Regions from separate parts of the Homo sapiens genome. Here region 2 is linked to region 1. The links are chromatin loops, found by intact Hi-C in ENCODE. Cell type or tissue: OCI-LY7. All regions are shown on one strand. Each heading gives the region's core, and the rest is flanking DNA. Links, peaks and the distances in the headings are about the cores only. Region 1 holds the start of CYREN (cell cycle regulator of NHEJ). Region 2 overlaps LOC124901750 (a long non-coding RNA gene).

The links. Hi-C counts contacts between places; a loop is a spot of excess contacts. Peaks named below come from ENCODE experiments on the same cell type or tissue, not always from the same donor. Only the 100,000 strongest peaks of a DNase experiment are listed, where the experiment ranks them.
Region 2: a loop joins it to region 1, with 2.5 times the contacts of the local background. A loop is called at or near these places in 8 of 110 quality-filtered maps.

Annotation. Positions count from the first base shown.
Region 1 is chr7:135,166,418-135,171,787 of GRCh38, forward strand. CYREN (cell cycle regulator of NHEJ) reads right to left here and starts at 4,290. Exons shown (of 4, transcript NM_024033.4): 1 at 4,235-4,290; 2 at 2,369-2,643; 3 at 1,315-1,390; 4 at 1-454. The coding sequence starts at 2,505. The coding sequence ends at 194. RefSeq lists enhancers at 2,601-2,730, 4,811-5,030 and a silencer at 3,821-4,430. In OCI-LY7, for the core only: CTCF peaks have their summits at 2,847 (motif pointing left), 3,055 and 4,507; DNase peaks (open chromatin) are centred at 2,864, 3,714, 4,054, 4,424 and 1 weaker place; H3K4me3 peaks cover 2,830 bases; H3K27ac peaks cover 2,484 bases.
Region 2 is chr7:134,765,102-134,770,471 of GRCh38, forward strand. The region is part of intron 1 of LOC124901750 (a long non-coding RNA gene); the gene reads right to left. It also overlaps a transcript of CALD1 not described here. Among named protein-coding and RNA genes, the nearest start is that of CALD1, 12 kb to the right of the region's middle. In OCI-LY7, for the core only: no CTCF peak of the experiment used is centred there; DNase peaks (open chromatin) are centred at 2,030 and 2,590; H3K4me3 peaks cover 1,054 bases; H3K27ac peaks cover 1,828 bases.

The DNA.
Region 1 (5,370 bases), core at 238-5,237:
CTCAGAACGGCAGCCCCAAGGCCCGGAGTGTCCAGGGGCTTCTGGCCTGAGGTGAATCTGCCAGGCCCAAGAAGGCACAAAGGTAGGAGCACAGAGAGCCCCATTCCCACAGGCGGGCGGCCCAGCAGCACCAGTGGAAGCTCAGCTGTCCTCCAGCTGCTCTCGGCAGACAGTTCAGTGCACAGTTTATGCCCTAGCTGAAAAAGATCTCCCGGACGTATTTCAGCACATCCTCTTCCTCCTCCTCCTCAGGGCTCCTGCTACAGGCAGAGCTGGAACCCCCCGGCCTCTGGGAAGGGCTGAGGCCTGGAGCCAGTGCCTGTTTCCCACTGTCCTCTTCCTCACTGCTGCTCCCAGAACTTGTGTGAGGCGACACGGAGCAGGGAGGGGAGTGCTCTGGGTTATCAGCCCCCGCCAGGGCCGGCTGCTCGCAGGCCTTTTCCTGTTTGCGGCTCTGTGGAGTACGGGAAAACGCAGGCTCAACATACGTGTTTTATTTCCCTAACATGCTGATCTGTCAGTAACACAGGATGTATCTAGAAGCAACTACAAAGCCAATGTGACCAGGCCAGGCAATGTACCCATATCCTGAGCACCCACCCTCTCTTCACCCCACTCCTTCCCCTGACCCCCTCTTCACAGCTCTTGAAGAAACCAGAACCCACTCGGGAGAGAAGCAAGCAAAGGCATGAGGATTAGCTGAGGGGAAAGGAAAAAGAAATGGAAGAAACATGTCTAGAAAGGCCGGTGACAGAACCCAGGATACAAAACCTGGGTGTGGGCCCATGCCTTAGCACTAGGAAAAGTCCCACACCACAGGGTTATTGCAAGGCTAAAATGACATAACGCATGCTTTCAAGGCACCTGGTAAACTGTAGAATGCTGTGCAACTCTGAGGCACTGCAATTATTACTGCAGGAAGCTAGGAAGCTCAGCATCCTCTGCTCAGGAGAGGGGCAATGGCTAAGAAGTCATCTACCCAACTGGGAACCTTTCCAAGAACACAAACAGGTAAACGCTTCATGTCCCATCCACATACACACCAGTGCACAGTCACGCTCTCCCTAACACACACACGCCCTCCCTAACACACGCATGCCCTCCCAGGCTTCTAGCCTCAAAGACACCCCACGAGCGCACACCCACATGGGGAGAGGCCTGGGCAGCATGGCCGAGATAAGAGCAAGGGAAGTGGCAGGAGGAAGAAGAGGTAGCCTACGGCAGAGGGCGTCTCTCTTACTGACGGTGACCAAGGGTCTAGCCTCTGCCCATGCAGAGTTTCTGGTCATGAGTAAGAGGCTTGTCTGACTTTACCTCAATCAGGATTCCCAGAGCAACATCAACTATCTCAGCCTCATTCATGCAGTACACAGTCCTTGTCGCAGGGAGTCTGAAAAAAAGACATGCAAGGCACAGATGACACAGACTCTCAAGTCTCATAAGGGCAAAGAGAACAGGAGAAGCAGGGCCTCTTCCCCCTGCCTTCCTACCACGCAGGAGGTACCAGCACCTCTGAGCTGAGGAGCTTTCTGACACGGACACAATTTCCTCAGCCTTGCAGCCCAGTGACTGGCACAGGGCTTCATGGAGGCAACACCGGGGTGCCTCCCACCCTCCACCAACTGCCCTACAAGGATCTGGAAGTAGGGAAGGATGGCCGCCTCTGAAACACACACATGGATGCAAGAGGAAGGGAACCTCGGGCTGAGGCTGTACTGAGAGGAACCTGAAAGCAGGACCAGACTTAGGGAAAGACGGCAGCAGTCACAAGGGAAGGCTGTCAGTCAGGAAACCTTAGAGGAGGAGGAGCCAGAGAGGGAAACACCGAGTGCTGGGGCCCCGCCCACTTCACAGTGCAGCCTGGAGACTCACCACCCCCCCCCCGCCCCCCCCCGGCAATTACCGTCATTCAACTAACTCACTCCCCAGCTCCTTAGCTCTTGCTGGCCCTGCAGCTGCTGCTCATCTGTCCATCCCTAAAGGTCTGTCCACAGGGGCAGGCACCACTCAGAACAGACCCTTCCACTGATCTTGCCCATCTGATGTTACCATGTTTGTTGTAAAGGAAGAGACTGGCATTCTGGACAACTGGCATCAGAGACTGGCTGACATGGAGAACCCACTCTGTGTGTGCTGAGGGCAGGGCACTCACCAGTGCAGAGGCAGAAGTGGGTGCCTGTCCTCGAGGGTTAACCCGCTTTGCCTCCCGCCCACAGCCCCTCCACCTTCTAAAAGCTCAAGAGATGATCAGACTGAAACACCCGCCCATCTTGCTGTTCTGCCTAGGCTGGAAGACCTGGCCCAGGTCATGGAGGCCCCTGCTCCACTTGCCAGATTCGCAGGAGTCTTCTGACCAGAGCTGTCGCACCTTGCTGCTGCCACTGGCACTGCTGCCATTCTCATCCTCTTGGGGGCCTTCATTGGTGCCACATTCTTTGTAGCCACCTGGGCTGTCAGCCATGAGGGAAGGACCCTCGTTTTAGTCTCGGATTGTAAGGTTTCCATCTCTGTACCTTCTCACAAAGAAGAGTCAGGGCCCAAGCTTAATGACCTGTTTTTTAATTCAGGAAGGTAAATCTCGTTCTCTCGTCACACCCGGAATTACAGGTCCATTTGTCCTCAGTGGGAGTTGATCTTTGATTCCTACAAAGAACAATAAAGTCCGGTGAATTCCCATACCTCCAGTCATCAGGCACAGTTACTGGTCGGTGCAGGGCAGGCCAGAAGTGACCAAGGCCCAAGAGACTCAGACGGCCATTCACAGGCATCAGGCAGGTGTGATTGTGGGCAGGACAGCAGCTCAGGAGAGAGCCCTCTGACCTCCCCAAAGCTGGTGCCCCCTACAGGCAGCCAAAGCCAACCAGAGATACCTCCTGCAGCCTCTGTGCTGACTGACTCAGCACAGGAGGAACGGAAGGAGGCGGAGGCCCCTAATGTTCCTTCTCATTACCACCCCAAATGCCACTGTCCTCTGGGTGCCCAGCCCATTCAATCCCTAAAATACCTCTTAATGGCCTCTCCCTCATCTGGCCAACTCGATTTCTCTACTCTTCTATGGTGGCTCAGTTAAATGAAACTGAGGGCATTTTATTTCACAATAAAGTCTCATTGGCCAACACGCCGCCCTTAAGCTAAAGATACTTCTGATTGGTCAAACTTGAAGCAGCAATAGGGGCCCGGAGGCATTAACTGTGCCAGTCTGTAGATTCTGAAGCCCACGCCAGCCTCTGATCTAGTTTGGCCTCTCTTTTCCCTATCCCAATTGTTCTGCCTCCACTCAGCAGTCCTGGAGCTCAGTCCTCACCCAGAGAGATGGAGTTGTGACTCAGAGGGCCTAGGTCTCTACCTTCCACTTAGGAATCAAGCCAGAAGCTCCTGAAGCGGAGGTTTGCCCAAAAAAAAGAGTAGTCAGCGATAGTCCTCTCTGAATCATAATTTGATAATGCATTGCTCATCCAGATGGCTGTTTACAATTTAAGAAAAAATATTACCAGGCCCTCCTCCTAACCTGCCCGGCCATGGGGCACACCTTTGCCAATGCACCTTCATTTCTGTCAAAACTCAGTGATATTAGTGACTCCTACCCCCTAAGGCGCCTCCCAAGCGCAATGCTGCAGTCTGTGCGGACAAATTTAGTTCACCCTGGGGTGCCTATTAAGTACATTTCGCAAACGAGGAACTGAGACTTAGTTAACTTGCAGAAGATCACAGAAAAGTTTGAAATCAGCTGGTTGGATTCGCAGCCAGGTCCTGCAGACTCCAGACCCCGCGCCTCCCCGCCCTACTTCTGGGCCCCAAGAGCAGGCCGCGGCAACTTCCAGAAGCCGGGTCTCTGGGGCACCGCGCTCGCGGACCGACCTCAGTCCCATCCCAGCCGCTCCCTGCCTGGGCAGAATGGGGGCCCCGCGGGAACGCGATGTGCTGCCAGTTCACAGCCCGCCCTCCCTCTGCGGGCCGGTACCCGCCGCTGGCGGCGCCGACCTGTGGGAGGCCCAGAGGGCGGGTGAGTGCGGAGCGGAAGGCGCGGGCGAAGCACCGCAGGGGCCTCGCTGACCCCGCCACACGCCGGGCAGGGCTGCAACGGCTCCTTCCGACTGGAGCGGCCGCGCGCTCCTCCGGCCGGCTACTGGCTTCCCTGCTCTCAGGTTCCCGTCTCCGGCTCTCGTGCCCCTTCTTAGCTTCCAGAGCGGAGCCGGGAGGCAAATTCCAAGCGGTTGTGGGACCCACGCCTCACCCGGAACTTTAAGCCCTGCCGTCTCGCCTGGCGCCCAAACTCTGCGGACCTCCACTGGCCGCCCGCCTCTTCCGGCCCCGCGCGCTCCGGGGTCCCGCGGGCTCCCGGCCTCGGGACACTTCCGGTCTTGGGGAACTCCCGGCCCCCTCGCAGTCCCGGCGCCCGGGACACTTCCGGCTCCCGGCAGCTGCCTCAGTCGGAGGTCCGCGGGCGCCCCATGCTGGCAGTGGTAATGCCGCCGGCTGGCATCCGGTTGGCTGCGCGCTGGGAACGCCAGCGAGGCAGCGCCACCGGCTTGAGGAGGGTGAAAGTTCAATTCTTGGCCCCTGAAGTTAGCGGAAGGGAACGGGCATGTTTTGGAAAGGCCCGCCGGGAATTCCCTCAGAAACCAGGCGAAGCTCCCTGCTGGGCCAGGCCCCCCTCGTGTGCTTGAGGAGGATGGGAGCCCGGCCTCGGTTTGTTATCCTAATTAAGTGGAAAATTAAGAAAATAATAGAATAGCGTAAGTACTAATAGTAAAATTATAGTAAGAGAAATAACAATAGCTAGAATGGAATGAATTGCTGTATTAACCAAGGCTAGAAAGAATTTCAGCCCTCCGAAAGTTAAAGCGAGGGAAGAGAGAGACCCTCTCATATTGTTTTATACTCAGTACCTGTTTTTTTTTTTTTTTTTAAAAAAAAAAGGAAGTGAAATCAAAGACAGGCAGCCCAGCGCCAGGCCCAAAACTGGACCTGGGCCTGCCTGGCCTAAACCTAGTAGTTAAAAATCAACTCATGACTTAGAAACCGATGTTATTCATAGATTCCAGACATTCTATAGAAGAACATTGTGAAACTCCCTGCCCTGTTCTGTTTCTCCCTGACCATCGGTGCATGCAGCCCCTGTCACGTACCCCTTGCTTGCTCAAATCAATCACGACCCTTTCATGTGAAATTTTAGTGTTGTGAGCTCTTAAAAGCGACAGAAATTGTGCACTCGGGGAGCTCGGATTTTAAGGCAGTAGCTTGCCAATGCTCCCAGCTGAATAAAGCCCTTTCTTCTACAGCTCCGTGTCTGAGAGGTTTTGTCTGTGGCTTGTCCTGCTACAGTCCTTGGTTCCCTGACCAGGAAGCGAGGTGACTGACAAGCCCTGT
Region 2 (5,370 bases), core at 235-5,234, 400 kb before region 1:
GTCAGGAGTTTGAGAGCAGCCTGGCCAACATGGTGAAACCCTGTCTCTACTAAAAATACAAAAATTAGCCGAGTGTGGTGGTGCACGCCTGTAATCCCAGTTACTCTGGAGGCTGAAGCAGGATAATTGCTTAAGCCCGGGGGCAGAGGTTGCAGTGAGCTGAGATTGTGCCACTGTACTCCAGCCTGGATGACAGAGCAAGACTCCGTCTCGGAAAAAAAAAAAAAAGAAAGAAAAGTTCAGGGTATAAATATGCATATTATTTGTTATCACAAGAGCTAATTGTTAACAACATGAGAACAAATGAGTTTTTTTTAAAACCCTAGTAAGATAGGAATGACCTCTTCCTCCTTGATTGCCTGACATAATCCCCACTGCACAGAATTTTTGTGGGACACCTGCCCCACTACTGCACTTATGCGATTCCATGTACATCTGCCAGCAAAAGGCAAACCCCTTTTATGAGAAGGGCAGGTACAGTGTCTCATACAGTTATCAATGTATTCCCAGGTGATATCGTTTGAATATTTGTCCCCACCCAAATCTCATGTTGAATTGTAATCTGCAGTATTGGAGGTGGGGCCTGGTAGGAGGTGATCGGATCATGGGGATGGATTTCTCATGAATGGTTTAGCACCATCTTCTTGGTGCTGCCCTCAAAGGTGATTGGATCGTGGTGATGGATTTCTCATGAATGGTTTAGCACCATCTTCTTGGTGCTGCCCTGAAAAGTGATTGGATCATGGGGATGGATTTCTCATGAATGATTTAGCACCATCTTCTTAGTGCTGTCCTCAGGATAGTGAGTGAGTTCTCACAATATCTGGCTGTTTAAAAGTGTATGGCACCTCTCTCTCTCTCTCTTTCTCTCTCTCTCTCTAGCTAGCTCCTGTTTTCACCATGTGAAGCACCTGCTCCTGCTTTGCCTTCCATCGTGATTGAAAGATTCCTGAGGCTTCACCAGAAGGTGGGCAGGTGCTGGTACCATGCTTCCTATAAAGCCTGCAGAACCATGAGCCCCTTAAACCTCTTTTCTTTTCTTTTTTTTTTTTTTTTTTTTTTTTTTTTGAGAGGGAGTCTCACTCTGTCACCCAGGCTGGAGTGTAGTGGCACGATCTTGGCTCACTGCAACCTCTGCCTCCTGGGTTCAACCGATTCTCCTGCCTCAGCCTCCCATGTAGCTGGGACTACAGGCCACCACACCCGGCTAATTCTTGTACTTTTAGTAGAGATGCAGTTTCACCATGTTGGCCAGGCTAGTCTCGAACTCCTGACCTCGGGTGATCCACCTGCCTCAGCCTCCCAAAGTGCTGGGATTACAGGCATGAGCCACCGCACCCGGCCTCCTCTTTTCTTTATAAATTGCCCAGTCTCAGGTGTTTTTAGCAATGCTAGAATGGCCTAATACATCAGGACTGAGAAAAGTTTTAGTACAGAGAAGCTACTTCATAAATGTTTATTGTGTGTAAGTAGATGAGCAGTTAGTTCGCAAAGCAGCTTCATATGCATTTTATTTCATTTAATTCTTACTTCTGTCCTGTGAAGTAGGTATTATTGGTTTCTAGGGGAGAGATCAAGCCTGGACCTGGGAGGATGCCCATGTTTAGGGAAAAGAAAGCACAAGAAGAAAATGTCAAGAGGCCAGAGAGATAGGACGATAGGCTAGACACTGGCGTCAGGAGCCACCAAAGACGAAGAGAGAAGCAAGAGGAGTTAGGGATCGTGGCGGGCAGACAGGGAGGGAGGAAGGGAGGCTGAAGACAAAATGGCCATGGATCAAGAGCTGAGGTCATGGACAAAGAATGGGGAGGGGCTGCTTCATAAACTAATCATTTGGAGAAATTTGACACTAAGAGGAAAGAGAAGACTGGAGCTAAAAGAAACAAGAGTCAGTCAAAGGTATTTTCACCCCAACCCTTGGACATGTTTACAGACAGAGAGGAGGGACCAACAGAGAGACGAAAGAGCAGGAAGCAGCGTGAGGTGAAATGAAGCTGAAAGGCCCAGTGAGGGTTCAGAAAGGGACCAGACCGCGAAGCTGCAAAGATATTTCAGTTCTCCCTCGTGTACACACACTCTCTCTCTCTCTGTCTCTGTGTGTGTGTGTGTGTGTGTGTGTGTGTGCGTGTGTGACATAAATCCATCAAACCTCAGCAGAGCTTGATCAGTGGTTAGACGCATCTATATCACACAGTTTGCTTAGTCCAAACAGCCATTTCTCCCCAGTTATCGCCAGACGCAGCAATCTCTTTAAAAATATTTTTCCGATCTTAAAAATAGTCTATCCCCCAAGAGAAATCTCTAGCTTCTTGCCTCTCAGATGACAGTCGGCTAGGCCAAAGCTACAGAACCTCACCCAAAATAGATCAAATATTTTAAATGTTTTCTTATTTGCGCCCCTCACAAGTATGCCTGCAATGCAAAGCCAATTATAAGATTGGCTTTTTTATTTTTATTTTTCTGAAATGAGTGAAGTGTGTGTTTTCTGGTTAGGAGGGGAGGCCAGGCCTCACCAAACAGTCTTGGTTGGATTTCAGACAGGCTTCCTTGAGCATGAACGGGAAGAGGAAACGTGCATGGCTGGGTAAGCACGTGCAGACGTGCAGAGCCAAATGGTCTCTCTCAGGACTTGCCATCCTGGAGTCCATCTCTGGTGCCTGTCAGAGCTTCCCCATTAGAACAGCAGTTCTCTAGAGGCACACACCGTGTTTCTGATTATATGAAAGTGACAGTGACAAGATTAGAACAAGGACAGAACCTAACACTAAGCCTTGCAGGTAACAGATGCTCAGATGTTGAGTGAATAAATGAATGAATAAACAAATGAATAGCTGAGAAAACTCTAGCCACAGCTTTGCATGACTCAGATACCCATTGGAGACTGGGAGAAATTTCTGGAAACTTTTTGCTTTCTCTAAGCTTAGAGCAAATCCAACAGCAATGAATATGGGTGGACTGGGAAGGGTGGAACATGGAGACATCCAGTCATCCTCTATAGCTCAGGAAATAAGGAGACAGAGACTTCCTATAGGAAGGCTGAGGGGATGGCCAGTCCTGTTCCATGGAAGTGAGAAACAGTACCATTTATCTCAGGAGCTCCTTCATCTACACTGGGTCTTCTCTGATCATGTCCTCTTTCATTTTGTCAGGTCCTCAGCCTTATTCCGGACCATCAGTGCCCTTCTTCTTCCACCTGCCGCTCCAGGAGACTGGCCCCATCAAAGTGGGTCAGTGCAGGCTCTCATTTCATCTGCACCCTACTGATAAAACAGGTGGCACCAAGTGCTGAGCAGGTGCTAAGCAGGCTGTGGCTTAAGTTATTACTCCTTAAAGAGTGACTATTGATGTTATGGTGTCAAAGCCTTTGTACAAATGTGTGACTAAGCTGAGGACCTCACAGTCAGGGCAGGTCCATTCTCCTGCTAGTTGGGCTGGCCCCAAGTGAGCTACTCTGTTGGCCTGAGGACAAAGAAGCACAGTGGCTTTTCCCGATGTCATAGGAACATCGGAGAAGTAATCTAGAGGACCAGATTGCTAGTTCTCTGGGGGGAGAATGTCTCATTTATATTGCAATTTTTTAAAAAAAACAAAACAACAAAAAGCTTAAGAATAACACAACAAACAGCTGTGTACATACTCTGCAGTGTTAACAGATGTAATTTTTTTTCATAATTGCTTAAGATCCTCTTTTATGCATTGCTGATATATTTTAAATTTCTTAATTTCAAGAGCAGTACCATTCCCCTCTCTCCCTCATGGCCAACAACTATCTTAAATTTGATGTGGTTCTAGTCCATTCTCATATGCATTCTTAAATGATTCATACAAATGGAATAATTCCAATTGCAACCTGCTTCTTTTTTCCCACTCAATATGCTTCTGAGTTTCAGGTACATCTAGGTCATTCATTTTAGCTATTATGTATAATACCCCATCCTATTCCATATATAATATGGTATTAGCTATTATATATTTTTATAATTATACATATATTTATATAATTAGATATTTAGCTATTATGTTATATATCATGGTTTCTGTAGCCTCTCCCCTGTCAATTGCTATTGCAGCATTTTTAACAATGTTTTTACTACTGCAAACAATGCTCGAATGAGCTTCCTTTGACATGTCTCTTGGCTTAAGAGTGTGAGGGCGTCCCAAGAGGATATACCTAGAAATGGGATTACAGAATATAGATGTGCATACTGAAAGTCACTAGATATTGTCAAATCACTCAACAAAGTGAATGCACCAATCTACTTTCCTATCCAAAATGTATAAGAATTTGTACATCATCAACAACGTTTAGTTTTGCGTGATTAAACTTTTTTTTTCTTTACCAATCTGGTTGTCATTGTTTTAACTTGCATTTTTCTGATGACTAATGAAATTGAACATCATTTCAAGGCTTTTGACCTTTGCAGTGTTCTCTAAGTGGACTGTTTATCCTATGCCTATTTTTTATTGGGTTTTCTCTTATACACACACTCTCTCTCTCTGTGTCAGTTGATTTGTAGGCATTCCTTGATAGTCTAGATTTTTTTTTTAAGATGGAGTCTTGCTGTGTTGCCCAGACTAGAGTGCAGAGTGCAGTGGTGTGATCTTGGCTCCCTGCAACCTCCGCCTCCCGGGTTCAAGCAATTCTCCTGCCTCAACCTCTTGAGTAGCTGGGATTACAGGCATGCGCCAACATGCCTAGCTAATTTTTGTATTTTTAGTAGAGACAGCGTTTCACCATTTTGGCCAGGCTGGTCTTGAACTCCTGACCTCAGGTGATCCTCCTGCCTCGGCCTCCCAAAGTACTGGGATTGCAGGTGGGAGCCACCATGTTCTGCCAATAGTCTAGATTCTAATTCTGTGTTTTAAACATTGAAAATGTTCTCTTGGCTTCTCTTTTCCCTTTGTAGATGGTGGCTTTTTTTGAACAGAAATTTTTATTTCTTGATGTAACCAAATTTTTTTCTTTAGTTTAACTCTCACTTAATATTTATAAATATTAATTACCTTTCTCTTTGTAAAAAGAAAAAATGCTCTCAAACCTTAGTGGCTTACAACAGCAAACATTTGTTTCTTGCTCCCGTCACATGAGGCCTGGGAAATAGTAGCTCTGCTGGTGTTGACTGGACTCACCGGCCCAGCCCCGCTCCATGTGTCTTCTTATTCTGGAAACCAAACTGCAGAGCAGCCACTATCTGGGGAGGATTCGTTTCCTGTGCTGCTATTACAAATTACCACAAACTGGGTGACTTAGAGCAATGCACATTTCTTCTCTCACAGTTCTGGAGGCCAGGAGTACAAAATCAAGGTGTCAACAGGGTCGTTGGCTTTTTCTGGGGCCCTGAGGGAGACTGCACCCCACGCCTCCCTTCC